3 separate regions of the Homo sapiens genome follow, and all the other regions are linked to region 3. Evidence: chromatin contacts called from ENCODE Hi-C data. All regions are on one chromosome and are shown on one strand. Each heading gives the region's core, a stretch centred on a gene start or an enhancer-like site at or near the end of the contact. The rest is flanking DNA. Distances are from core to core; before and after follow the strand shown.

Region 1 (4,649 bases), core at 1,646-4,145, 1.8 Mb after region 3:
ACTGGGGGAGGAAACGGTATAATAGTGAAAATATTAGACCTCTGAGTGGAACTTTTCAACCTTTCCCTCACTGTCTTCAATATTTCCAAATTGTATCAGAAGTAATTTACTTGAAATAGCTGAACAAGCAAAGGAAATTAAATATCTAAAGGCAATTTGTTAGAATTTAATTTTAATAAATCTTGGCAACACTGGCTCTGTTTGACATACTTTATGCCAGGATAGCAAGAAAATTCTTTGAAAACAGCAAATTGTGGAATCCTATCTGTCAAGTTCTGGAAAACATGATAGTAACTGAAATAACAAGGCTTTACCAAATGAGACCTCTTATAATACTCTATTTGTTTCTGGAAAATAGATGACCTCTAACTACTGGCTTATTTATACCCCGAATTTTTCCACAAAAGATTTGGAACAGCTACCCTGATATAAAACGAAGCACATGAATTGTATCCACCTGGCTTTGAATTATGGCTCTGCCATTTACTATTTATCATCTTTGTACCTTTTAAATTCTGAGATTTGGTTTCCTAATCTATAACAATGGGGACCATAATCCTACCCTGCTGGGTCACAGGAAGGATAAAATGAAATAGTAATGTAGCACAGTACCTGGCATACAGTTGGTGCTAAATAAATATGTTTTGTCCTTCCTTATCCAAATGCATTCCAGATAGAAAAAGGATAAGGTGGAATTCTAAACGATATTGTTTTCCTATCACACTGATACATGCCAAGCAGAAATGTGGACTGATCTTGAGTTGCAATTGTTAATGTTTGTATGTAAAAGTCAGGCTCAAAGCAAATTTAATTTCTTTCCACAAGTTCAGTACTTTGCGAACATTTTATTAACCTTTTAGCTATATTATTTAATGCAAAAAATTTTCTGGGGAAAAATATGACGAGCTCTTGCATACTGTTTTTCACACTACCCATCTAAAGGATTATTAAACATCATAAATTTGGCTTTTTAATAAAATATTTATAGTATTAGTCTGGTTAACAATTTTAAATAAAGTTCTTGTGATTCTGCCAGTCTTAAAAACATGATTTCCTTTCTTTCTTTCCTTTTCTTTCAACATATATCAATGTCTTTTCCATTGAAGAGCAGCATTTAGTTCAGGTTTTACAAGTATGATCCAAGTCGCAAAATACTAAGCACCAATCATAAGCACTATTACAACTCTGCGTGCGTTAAGGAGAACAAGCAAAATTGTTATACAGCAGCGGAGGTGACTGGGGGAAAAAGTGAAAAGCGATTTGAACTGATCCCCCGCCCTCTCCATTATACCGGAGAATGCAAGTGTCCCGCATCTCAAGATTAAACTGAGCCTCGGTTTTACTGACGTAACCAGTAACCCTATCTACTTCTCACACTGCGGAGGCCGGCAGGGCAGCGGCTGCCGCCAAGCACACCACTCATCAGAGCCTGCCCCGTTCCACCCCCGCGTTTCAGTCATGCTTTCCAGAAATGGGGTCACTCACTCAGTAACTATTACACACACGCAGCCTATCATCCTGTAATCCCCTAAAGTCCGCTGCGGGGAGAGAAGGCAGCAAAAAGTCAAGAAGGAAGAATCACAGACGCGCCACCATCAGGAATTGATTTTCCACTCCGGAGAGGAGCGGTGATACCTTGGAACGGGTCTTGTCTGGATTATTTTCGCAGACCCCGAGTTGTTCTGGGATAGGGGCGGTTCAGGAAAGCTCGGTGTAGTGATGCGCCCGGGGAAATTCTGTTTTGCCCTGTTTGGGTATATTGTTTGGGTTTTGGGCACTAGGATGGGTGACTCAGGGACGGTCACCAGATCCCGGGCGAGGAAAACCAGAAAGCCTTTTACGGCGGCCGCTGATCTCCTTGAATATCACCCTCTCACCTCCATGGACAGGAAACTCAAGTTAAACTCACAGGGACGGGGGTCTAGCTCTGCGACCTCAGAAACGGAGGGGGTAGGGGACCTTAGGCTTCCGCTTTCTTCTTTGCAGCAGCAGAAACCGCTGCGGCAGACGAGGGGGAGGCAAAACCCTGCACCCCCTACCCGAAACCCCCACAGGTCGCCGCCGCCCGTGCCCCGCGCGCCGGTCTCCCCGCAGCAGCCCCTCCCTCGGCTGGACTCGAGAGTCCCTGCTCCCCGGTGAACCCGATCCCTACCCCTCCCTCATCTCCCAAAGTCGCCAAGGTCCGGGAAAGCCCCCGACCCGGCTGGGCCAAACTTCCCAACTCCCCGCCGGCCCCCGCTCCGCCTCCCGCTTCCCCCACGCAAAGTTGATTAAAATTGGCTTCTTGCAAAGCCCCAGCGCCCACTCCAAACCCCACGCGCCACCACACTGGCAGCCCCCCGAGCGAGGGAAGGAGGTGAGGGTGAGGATGGAAGGAACAGACAGACCGGCCAATAGACCCACCCCAACAACCCAAACCAAAACCCTGAGCCCGGGGGAAAGACGCGAGCGGGATCAGAACGGGCCGAGTGGCCAGCTCCGGGGAGCGAAGCGAGCCGGCGGGGGCGCGAGGAGGAGATGCGCCGGCCCCGGCCGCCCTGCTGCACTCACCTCAGCGCTGTCGGACGGGCTCTCCACAGCCATCTTCTGCCACGGGTCCGCCAGCTGCGCCAGCGGCATCTTCCCCCCCGGCCCGCCGCCTTCACCGCCTCCTCCCTCCCCGCCCGCCCCACGGCCGGCCCCGCTCCGTCGCCGCCCGAGCCCCACGGCAGCGGCGGCGGCGGCGGCGGCGGCGGCAGCGGCAGCGGCAGCGGCAGCAGCAGCAGCAGCGGCGGCGGCCCCAGAGAGGGCTCGACGCCGACGCCGACCGCCCGAAAGCCGCGCGCCTGGCCAGAGACGCCCGCGCGCTGAGCGAGAGCCTCGCGCCTCCGCTGGGCACCGGGTCTCGCCCCTTTCTTCCTCTCCTCCTTCCGCCGCCGGGACTACGGCTCCGCCCCCCCCGCCGGTTCCCGCGCCCGCTCCCAGCAGAACAGCGACCGCCGCGCGCTCCCCCACTTCCGCTCACAACATGGCGCCTAAGCGATACCTGTCTCTCAAAGCGAGGCTCGGCCGCCGCCACCACCGCCGCGCGCACCCAGGGGCTGGGCTAGTGGAAGACACGCCCCCGGCCGCTGCGCTCCGCTCCTCCCTCTTCCCACCCCCCTCCTTCTGCGCCCCAACCTCAGCTTCTGGGCCTCGCCTACTTTCAGGAAGGGCGAGCCCAACAGATCTGGGGGCGTCGGCGGGAGGCGGGGGAAAGAAATGGGAAAGGCAGGAGGGGCGAAGGCTGGGAGCCTTTCACCGCCAAGGGTCCAAGGAGGTCGGAGGCTCCTTGGGAATGAGGGAGAACAGTGGTCCCCGCCCAGCTGGGGAGGGAGGTGGGCAAAGTACCGGGGGCGCAGTCCCGAGCCAAGGACCCGGGGAGGGGTGCGGAGTGTCTTTTCGGCTTGTCTCCTCCGGGGGTGCGTGCGTGCGGACGCGCCTAGTCTCTGGGCGCATCCCGTAATGGCCCAAGACCCTCCCTCTTCAGGGTCACATGCTGGGAAATCACCTGCCCCCCATCTCCCCCGACGGAGGCAAGGGAGGCTTCGTGCCTAGGAGCCTCCTGGGGGCTCGGCTCCCGGTTTGATTCAAGTCTTTTCAAGTTGACGCTCTTTTGTTAAATTGTGGCTATTTGGGATTAATTCCTCTTGTATTAGTCGCTTCCCCCGCACCGCCCCCAGCCCAAATTCTCCTCCCCAAGTGCGCAGAGCTCTCGGCCTTCAGCTGCGACCCTGGAACCGCTGCCCCCCGCCCCACGTCTGCTACCTAAATCTTCAAGAGGGGAAAACAGGGAGGTTCCTTAAGGCTGTCCCTCTCGGTAGAGGTTGGAGAATTATTTAAAAATATCTTGTAGGCAGGAGCGCGGGGTTCCTGCTCCTCTGTTGACTTTAAATAAGAGATTAGATTTAAAAATCAGGCTGGCCGTGGGCGGAGGAGGAGGAGGAGGGGGACAGAGGGAGGGGAGGGGTTCTGACTCCTCCTCCTGCCCAAGATGGGGAAGCCCTGGATTAAGGAAACCCAATGCCCCGACGGCGACGGAGCCCCACAGGACGGCGAGAGCTTTGGGGGGAAGGCCTGGGCGTCCGGGGTGCGTCCCAAGAGGACTCGACCCTGTGTTCACTGCGCCAGGAGCCGCTGCGCGCTAAGTGCGCCCGGGCAGAAATGTGTAAAAGTCGCAGGGCTGAGTGGAAAGCTACTGCAGCCCCTGGCTAGTCGCCCAGCGAGGGGAAGAGAAAAAGCAAAGGGAGATCTCCGAGCCGGCCTGTCCCTTCAAACCCTCAGGCCGTGGCCCAGGCATCCCGGTCTTCCCACGCCCAGCGACCACGGCGCGTCCGCTGCTGCGCTCCCAGCGCACGCCTATTAACAGCTTCCTTTCATCCTCCCGGGACCCAGACACCTGGAGAACCCTCGCCTGCCTCCCTAAGCAGGTGTGAGGATGAGATTAGAGCCCCAAACCCAGCCGGCCAGGTCTGCGCGGGCGGTGCGAGGTTTCTCGCTGGGCCTGCGAGAGGCAGGTGTTGGGCTCTTTCTGCTGCCTTCGCCAGCGCGCCCCTTGGCACAGGCTCGAGGCCGGGGAACCTCGTGGCCATTTAGGGAGGCTCCAACTGTTTAGGGAGCCTGAGAAGGCG
Region 2 (4,031 bases), core at 716-3,215, 1.5 Mb before region 3:
TGTAGATTTCTTTGGGTAGTATGGTCATTTTAATAATATTAATTCTTCCAATCCATGAGCATGGGATGCCTTTCCATGTTTTTGTGTCCTCTTCAATTTTTTAAATCAATGTTTTGTAGTTTTCTTTGTAGTAAAATATATTTTTTATTAGTGCTTAACCCTAGACTGATGTTTTCTTTTGGGTTATTGTTTCCCAGTGAGGCTTCATGCATATATTTCTGCAGGTCTTCCCAGGAAAAATGACATTTAAAAAGAGAATTTTTGGAAAAGAGATGCAGATATGTGGGCCTGATGCTGGAACTTCCAGTGCAATGGTGGGACAGACTTTTTTTCCAGTGGCTTCTTTTCTGGTCTCTCTTTCTCTCTCTCTCTTTGAGACAGAGTCTTGCTCTGTTGCCCAGGCTGGAGTGCAGTGGTGTGATCTTGGCTCACTGCAACCTCTGTCTCTTGGGTTCAAGTGATTCTCCTGCCTCAGCCTCCCAAGTAGCTGGGACTGCAGGCACTCACCACCATGGCCCAGCTAGTTTTTGTATTTTTAGTAGAGATGGGATTTCACCACGTTGGCCAGGCTGGTCTCGAACTCCAGGACTCAAGTGATCTGCCTGCCTTGGCCTCCCAAAGTGCTGGGATTACAGGCATGACCCACCGCGCCCGGCCTGGACTTTCTTTTAAAAGCGGCTAGAGGGCCAGGCGTGGTGGCTCAAGCCTGTAATCCCAGCACTTTGGGAGGCCGAGGTGGGGGGGTGGGGGTGGGGTGGATCACCTGAGGTCAGGAGTTCGAGACCAGCCTGACAAACATGGTGAAACCCCGTCTCTACTAAAAATACAAAAATTAGCCAGGAGTGGTGGCAGGCGCCTGTAATTCCAGCTACTCGGGAGGCTGAGGCAGGATAATCGCTCGAACCCGGGAGGTGGAGGTTGCAGTGAGCCAAGACTGTGCCATTGAACTACAGCCTGGGCAACAAGAGCGAAACTCCTTCTCAAAAAAAAAAAAAAAAAAAAAAAGTGGTTAGAGTACTAGCCAGGGGGAAGCAAGCACATTTGAAAAATATAGTGTGTATGCTTTAGGATAGGGAGGAATGGAGAGAGAGAGGAGGACATGGACCGGGGTGGAAAAATGTGGGGTTTCGCATTGATTTTTGGTGTGAGCTTGAACAAGTTTTGTACTAAAAAAAATGCCTGTTTTACTACTAAAATAAGTGCTTCCTTTGGAGAGTGAGGATCCTCTGTTACTGAGGTTTGTATTTTCAGGCCCTAGCATATAAATCTGCTACATACGAGATATTCAACTGGTTTTGGAGGAATGAAGGTGAACATGGCAGTTTCCTCATCTGTAAAAGCAGGGTTTGGACGAAATGATCTGCAAAATGGGTCTTTTTGTACTCTTACTACTCTAGTATTTACGAGTAACCGATGTTATTCCTTATAAAGTCTCAACTCCTGGTTTGAGCCATGTCTGACGAGGGGGCCTAACTCCAATACCACCCTGAACACTCTGGGGTCAGTGGGACCCTGTTTGTACAGACGTCTGCGTCTTCCGGCTCTTTAGGACATAAGCAGTACTGCTATGGAAGAAAGGAAACCTAATTTCCCATGCCTTGTCCCTTTCTGGAAAGGGCATGGCGTGGTGTGGGCACCACACCTGCCCCAGCCTTCTAGCAAGAAAACAACACAACCTTCCCCGCTCCCCGAAAAGAGCTTCTCTCCAGTTGGGTCTAGATGCCCCCTTCCCAACCAGGGCGGATGGCCAAAGGCTCCGCTCCCTTGCAGGGTAGGCTTGGAAAGGCACGGGGCCCGCCTTCCTGGGCACCGGAGCCTGTGACGGGCGGAGGGCGTGCGGCGCGCTGGGTTAGTTACCTGGCGCTGGGCGGGGCAAGCGGGAGGCGGGGGCGGGGCCGGGGTGACATCTCAGGCTGTGATTGGGCCGCGCCGCGCCTGTCTCCATGTGCCGCGCAGCTGAGGCACAACATTCAAGCCCGGGGGTGGGGCCGGCGCGCGCCGGGAGGAAGCGGCCGCGCGGCAGCTGCGGGGCGTGGGGGTGGTGGTGGCGGCGGCGGTGGTGGCGGCGGCGGCGGCGGCGGCAGCTGAGGCCGAGGAGGCGGTGGCTGTGGCGGACGCAGCAGCACCCCAGCTAGGGACAGGGCTCCGCCGCGCCCCCTTGCTGGCCCCATGGAGGCGGCAGCGGCGGCGGCGGCGGCGGCAGCGGCAGCGGCAGCGGCGGGCGGGGGCTGTGGCTCCGGGCCGCCGCCGCTGCTGCTGAGCGAGGGCGAGCAGCAGTGCTACTCCGAGCTCTTCGCGCGCTGTGCCGGCGCCGCGGGCGGGGGCCCCGGGTCTGGGCCCCCCGAGGCCGCCAGAGTCGCCCCCGGCACGGCCACTGCGGCCGCCGGCCCCGTGGCTGACCTGTTTCGGGCATCGCAGCTGCCCGCCGAGACGCTGCACCAGGTGGGTCCCTCCGCCTCCTGTCCCTGCGGGTCTGTGGGGCAGTGTGTGCGGGGGCGGAGGTTGCGAGTGGGGCGACAGGGCTGCCCCCAGGGACCCGGAGGCCTCGGCCAGTTCTGAGAGAGAGGACTCTGCAGCCGGGGATGGCGGCGACGCCCTTGTCCCCGGGGGACACCAGCCTCCTTCGCAGCTCAGCTCCTCGCCCAGTGCTGGGTGCGCTCTCCCCATCTTCCTTCCCTGAGACAGTCTGACACTCTCTCCCCTCCCCCGGCCATTTCTGGGGTTCTGCAGCCGCCCAGACCCAAAGTTTGTCCTGTTCTGGAAGTGGTGTTTGTTTTGGCTGCTGCCTGGTTTAACCTCTGCTCGCTGCTCCTGCCCCTCCCTCTCCTGAGTGGGTTCTCAGGGTGCCTTGCTGGGATTTCAACTTGAAGGGTGTGTGTGTCCGTAGGGTTCGAGGCCCAGGGCTGAATGTTGTCCTCTCTATGTAGTTGTAATATATAAGTATCTACTATATGTAATTGCCCATAACATATTTCTAAATATTAATATTAAATCGAAAACCTTAATGACAAGTTGCAGAACAGGGACACGGGACTGCAAGAGGACGTTTGTCAAGTCAAAACCAAATTTCCCATTTGAGATTAGAGGTGGACTTCAGAAGTCCACCATGGGAAACAGCTGTAGTTTCCCATCTATCATTACTTGGACTTGAAATAGAATTGAAAGGTAAGGGATGTCATAGCTACCACCTTTTGGCTGTTCTATACTTGGAAAAGTACTAGGGGATGATACATACCAGACGCTGTTTTTGTTTTGTGCTTTCCTTGGAGCTTGGAGAAAGACTACTTGATAAGCCTTTGTCTGTCATTTCATGTCACCAGCACTTCATGGTGATAAGACTGTTAATATCAGGTTCAAAACGTGAAATGAAGCTTTTCCTAAAAGCAATAGTATGAATGTTATTAACACCAATGGAATATTTAGAGTGGCGAGTGGTATTTTAAAATCTAGTTTCAAAGGAGAACTGAGGGTTTTATGGTTCACTTGCAATGTCATTGTGTTCATACGTATTTTTAAAAAAATTGCTTAAGACTGCGTTTTATACTGCTGGAGTGTTTTTACTGCTATATGTTTGTGAGCATAACTTTAGACACTTTGTAATCTTTCACCCTTTTGAATTTGGGATTTCTGAAACTGTAACTAGTATTCACAGAACTTAGCATGGCTGTTTATCCCTAAAGAAGTCCTTGATATGTAGACAGTTCTGCCATTGCTGATGAGTAGTTGAGCTGGATCAGGTAAAGAGAAAGTCAGTGTCTTAAAACACAAACCGTGGCTATTACATGAGGCCCTCAGAATAGTCCCGAGCATAATACATTTATTCAGTGCTGTAGCTGCTTCCCAGCTGAAAGAGGAATAATTGACTGAGGCTATGCAGCAAGTAAGTGACAGCTGGGTACCTATTAAGGCTTATTTTGTTGTCAGTAATGCATCGGATAAGAGGAGGTGGGCATAGTAAATCTGAATATGTTGGTTGATGCCTCTTTAGGAATTGGGAAGAAGGATTTCCTGATGTTAGAACCCATGCTTTC
Region 3 (4,453 bases), core at 785-3,284:
CCTGCCTTGGCCTCCCAAAGTGCTGGGATTACAGGCGTGAGCCACTGCTCCCGGCGCATGGTACTTTTTAAACTTTTACTAACTTTCTAGAAAGGTTAGTTTTTGACCAAAAGACGAATTAACTAAACTGCAAGTGACTGCAAGAAATCCTTTACCACTACTTAAAACCAGATCAAAGCAAATGTCCCTAAGCAGAAGGTCATATTTGTGTATATGGGATGGCACATTATAAGGCATCTAATATTACTACTTAATACTAAATTGGACCTATATTAACAGATGTTCAGTTATTGTTTTTTCTCCATCTTCTCAATCTATACGGATAATTAATTTGTTACTTCCGGTTCACCAGGTCTAAATAAAATTTTAAAAAATTATTCATTTGAGTCAAAGGTAATGCTGCTGAAATTCCTAGTACAAAGGCTCTGATATACAGGGATGAAAATGGAGTGATTGCCCCAGGAGTTCTGGATCCACGTGGGTGAAGCTAGAGGTCACAGCACTGTTACTTTGCATCTGGAGGAGGCAGGAGACTCTGCGAAGCCCTCTGTTGTTGCCTCTGACTCCATTTTCCCTCTTTGCTAATTCATTGCTCCTACCTGTAAAATTTTCTAATATGCTTCCACTTTCATTTCCTCATCAAATATTCACCGTTATGAAAAAGAAAATCCTATTGGCTTGGTATCAAGTGGCCAAACTGAGCATGCTGCTACATATTGTTACCAGATTCACTACAGGAATAGATTAAGTGGATTTTATCCCAAATATCTATTTCCTATTACAGTACTGCATCTTTCTAATTTGGTGGCAGCTATGACCTCATACACTGCCTATTTTCCGTGCTTTTCCTAACCAGAAGAGACCCTATTTTTCTCCTTTGCTTGTTAAAGCGAAAATAATTATGCAGCTTTCCATAGATTTGTCCCCAATGTCTTTTTAAAAAAATTTTTTTTCTTTATTTTCTAAAAGTAGCATTGGAAATGTTATCTCCTTCAATTTCATCACCTCTTCATCCTCCTTGGAAACCCGATCCATGGTGGGTATTAAGATCTTTACATTTGTACTGGTTGGGCGATGACTTCATTGCTTTCAAGCCAGCTGGGGGATCTTGTGTGGCAGAGCATCGGACCGAAGCGGAGGTGTGGGTCGTTGCTGCTGCTGCTGCTGCTACTGCTGCAACAGCTCTTTGCACGCGCCCAGCTGCTGTGTAAGGAATCCTCAGGCTGCTAGGTCTTTGCGCCTAACTCACCCAAGGGACCGCAAGCTGCTGGATGAGTGTACGTGTGAGTGTGTGTTGTGTGTGTGCATATGTGCGTGTGTGTGTGCACACGCAGCGGCAACAGTTGGGCAGCAGCAGCAATGGACTTCGATATCATTTTTACCAACAACAGAGATAAACCATCCTCCATCCTGTATTTCTCAGCTCCCGCCCCGAGTATGTTCTCCCCCTCTTCTCCGACTTCCCCCACCCCAGCCCCCGGCACGGGTCCCTCCGGAGGGAGGGCAGGGTAGCTGCGCTGCAGGCAGGATTCCCTCTTTTTTCCGCAGTGACAGGCGGATTCCGGGGCCTCCTCGCCACCTCCTACCCCCGCAGCCACCCCTTTCTCAGTCACGATCTCCCCACCCCACCACCGTCGACCCTCTCCCTGCTTCCCCGCTCTACCCCCCGGCGTCGACTCCAGGCTCGGGCCCCGCCCCTCTCAGCCTCTCCAGCCCAGGTTGCTAGGGCTTGGCGGGGCAACCAAACCTGGCGTGCCAGGAGGCGCGGCGCGCGCGTGAGCGCGCAGGCGAGCTTGTATAAGGAACCAGCGTTCTTCGGCTTCGGAGACTCGAGCACGAGCGGCGCGAGCCCGAACCCCAGGACAAGCGCTTCCTCCTCATTGGCTCCTACCAGAAGGGGGCGGGGTAAAGGCGGGATCGGGCAAAACCTGAGGTGCTTTCCCATTGGTCCGAACGGGCCGGCTGGGGCGGGGCAGTTAGCAAAATAGGCTGCGCGTTCGCTTCTGCTAGAGGGCGGGGCCGGAGGTTTCGATTAGTTGTCTCTGCCGCTGGGGAAGGTAAAGCGGCGACGGCGTCCTCAGGAGCTGTGGGGTCCCCTGCTAGAAGTGGGGGACTCGGCGGGGTGAGTAGTCGCGCCGCCACCCGCCCGCCAAGCCTTCTTACCCTTACATCGGCCCCGCGTCCACCCAGCTTCTCCTGAGAGTGGAGACCCACCCAGTCCCCCCGGGCGGACAAGAGAAGGGGCGGGGGCGCCGGTTCCCCCGGAACGGGGCGACGCGGTGAGGACGTCCCAGCCCGGAGTAGCCCCTCCTCAGCGCTCCCCTGCGCCTCTGGAAGGGCTTCCCCCGAGGGGCTGGGGCTGTCTTTTGGGGTGTGGGGAGGCGAAAGGGTGTGAAAGAGGGGCGGCGGGTCGAGCCCGCCCCGCGGGGTTCCCCTCAGCGGCGGGTCTGCGGCGTCCCCGCCCCGCCGCTCCCGCGGCACGAGCTCCCCGGGGCTTGCGGCGAGGTAAGCCCCTTCCCGCCGGCGCCGAGGAGGGGCCTGCGCGCCCCAGCCCCCTGCCCGAGTTCGGAGGGAGCCCGAGACTCGCCAGGGGCCGTCAGTCGCGGCCCGGGCCCTTCTGACCTTGGCTGCCCGCGAGGGTGGGCTAGCGACCGGGCGCCGGCCCCGCGGCTCCGCAACCTCCCCCGGACAAGTTTCAGGCGATGCTGTGAAGTTCACGACTGGCATAGTGCGGGGAAGAAGAATGGCCCCTTCTCAGACCTTCATACCTTTTGGACCCTCATAGAAATCGGATTCTGGGATTTGGAACCGTCTCCCAGAACGAACAGGTCCTCCTTGCATTGACACGTTTTGTGCCCACGTTGGGGAAAAAAATAACCTGAACATATTTCAGTGTAAAGGCAGATCTTCCTTGAGGGTTTTGTTTTTCGCTTCATTTGAGTGTTAAAGAACAGATGCCTGAATAAGAAAAGCCTGACCTTAGTATCTCTACAGTGAGATTAGACGGGTGCTGTGATATTTAAGTAGTTGCAGATCAGTATTCTGTTAGCACAATCTATTTTAATTGGCTGGAATTTAAGCTGATTTTAGAAAGTATTGTTGACACCGAATGATTTCTTTCTGTGCATCTGAATTAGGTTTGTTTGAACGTAATGGTTATATAGTTAATGTAAAAGATTACACAAATTAATTTGTCTGAGAGCGTTTGTCAGAAACAGGAGACAGAGATGTGTATAGAACAGGATTATCGTTTTAGGTAACATCTGCTGGAACATTTCCAGCTTGTTTCTTTCTTGCTGTAGGGTTACAAAAAAGACATCTTCACCGAGGCTATTCGGAATTACATGTGAGTGACACTTAGATGTAAATTTGTTTTTATTTCCTTCAAGTGTTTTAAAATGTTTTGTTCACAAAATGTGAAGAGGCTATATTTACTTGTTCCTGTATGTTAGTGTTGAAGGTGATAGTATGATCTTATGATTAACAATCCAATTAGGGTCCATTAATAATAGATTTTTAAAAAAGGCGTGCTGCTTTTCGAGAATATGATAGGTTGAGTACCTAGCAAGACTTCTAATTTCTTTTTATTAAAAGTACTATTTTAGGATTGAGAATTTTTGGCGTTGACACTGAAACCAGGAATAAGGAAGCCTGCAGCAGTCTTAGCAGTTTGACACCACCAGTAGGTGTTTCTGTTGACAAATGCAGAGAAGAGAACATTTGGGAAGGAAATCTTTTTTTCGGGGCGGGGGTTGGGGGGGAGGTGAGGGTGGTTGAGGGGGGAAGGAGCCAGAAGAGAGAAGCTAATGCTGCCAGCACTGTATGCTGAGCATTTCACAAGTACAAGGAAACCTAATTAGGGAAAAATTCCGTTTGGCTCTATTAAATAATAGAACTACAAAAGAGGCATACTAAATAAAGTTAACCATTCCAAGAGTGTTAGATATTATCTGCCATTTCAGAGTAGTTGGGGGTTCCTCAATTGGAGAGGGTATCAAATCTCTTTGAATTGTCTTGCCTTTTTAACATAGTCAATGCAGCGATTAATTTGCTAGATGTATATATATCAAACAGTTGAGTATTCCAGTTTTGTTGTTTAGCATATTTCCTAAGCCTAAATTTTTTAAAATCAAAATCCGATATATTTTTTTTAAATTTGAAATAGAATTCTTTGTCCAGAGAGTAATTCCTTTTTTCCTGGCTCAGTCTTAAAATTTATTCATGATTTAGGGGTTTGTGATTGGTATTTTTTTACCCCTTTTTCTCAGGTTTTTGATTTTTACTTATGCAAGTTCCCTAAGTCTGCCTTTGTTTATATTGTAATTTTCTTGGAATTATTTAAATCAGAGTGTGGCATCTATTGTGTCCCCTGGGGTTTTAAAAGGAAAGGCTCCCATTGAAAGAAATTGCAGGGCCGTCTCGCATAGATGGGTAATAGAAGGTTGACTGATTG

What was found. A loop is a pair of places that touch in the nucleus more often than their neighbours do. Pooled maps may share reads with other maps.
Region 1: a loop to region 3 is called in a map of B cell, with 10 times the contacts of the local background. The contact joins the promoter of RPS6KA3 here to the promoter of CDKL5 in region 3. A Hi-C loop is called at or near these places in 2 of 168 maps with a recorded cell type or tissue (B cell and naive thymus-derived CD4-positive, alpha-beta T cell), 1 of 37 single-sample maps with no recorded cell type and 7 of 50 pooled maps.
Region 2: a map of naive thymus-derived CD4-positive, alpha-beta T cell shows a loop between it and region 3 (19-fold over the local background). The contact joins the promoter of REPS2 here to the promoter of CDKL5 in region 3. A Hi-C loop is called at or near these places in 2 of 168 maps with a recorded cell type or tissue (heart right ventricle and naive thymus-derived CD4-positive, alpha-beta T cell) and 6 of 50 pooled maps.

What each region holds. Positions count from the first base shown.
Region 1 is chrX:20,264,014-20,268,662 of GRCh38, forward strand. It overlaps RPS6KA3 (ribosomal protein S6 kinase A3), which reads right to left and starts at 2,896. Exons shown (of 22, transcript NM_004586.3): 1 at 2,551-2,896. The coding sequence starts at 2,619. RefSeq lists an enhancer at 1,127-1,176 and silencers at 2,357-2,616, 2,737-2,956, 3,378-3,672.
Region 2 is chrX:16,944,693-16,948,723 of GRCh38, forward strand. REPS2 (RALBP1 associated Eps domain containing 2) reads left to right here and starts at 1,966. Exons shown (of 18, transcript NM_004726.3): 1 at 1,966-2,442. The coding sequence starts at 2,170.
Region 3 is chrX:18,423,574-18,428,026 of GRCh38, forward strand. It overlaps CDKL5 (cyclin dependent kinase like 5), which reads left to right and starts at 2,035. Exons shown (of 18, transcript NM_001323289.2): 1 at 2,035-2,122. RefSeq lists an enhancer at 1,656-1,950 and a silencer at 2,286-2,355.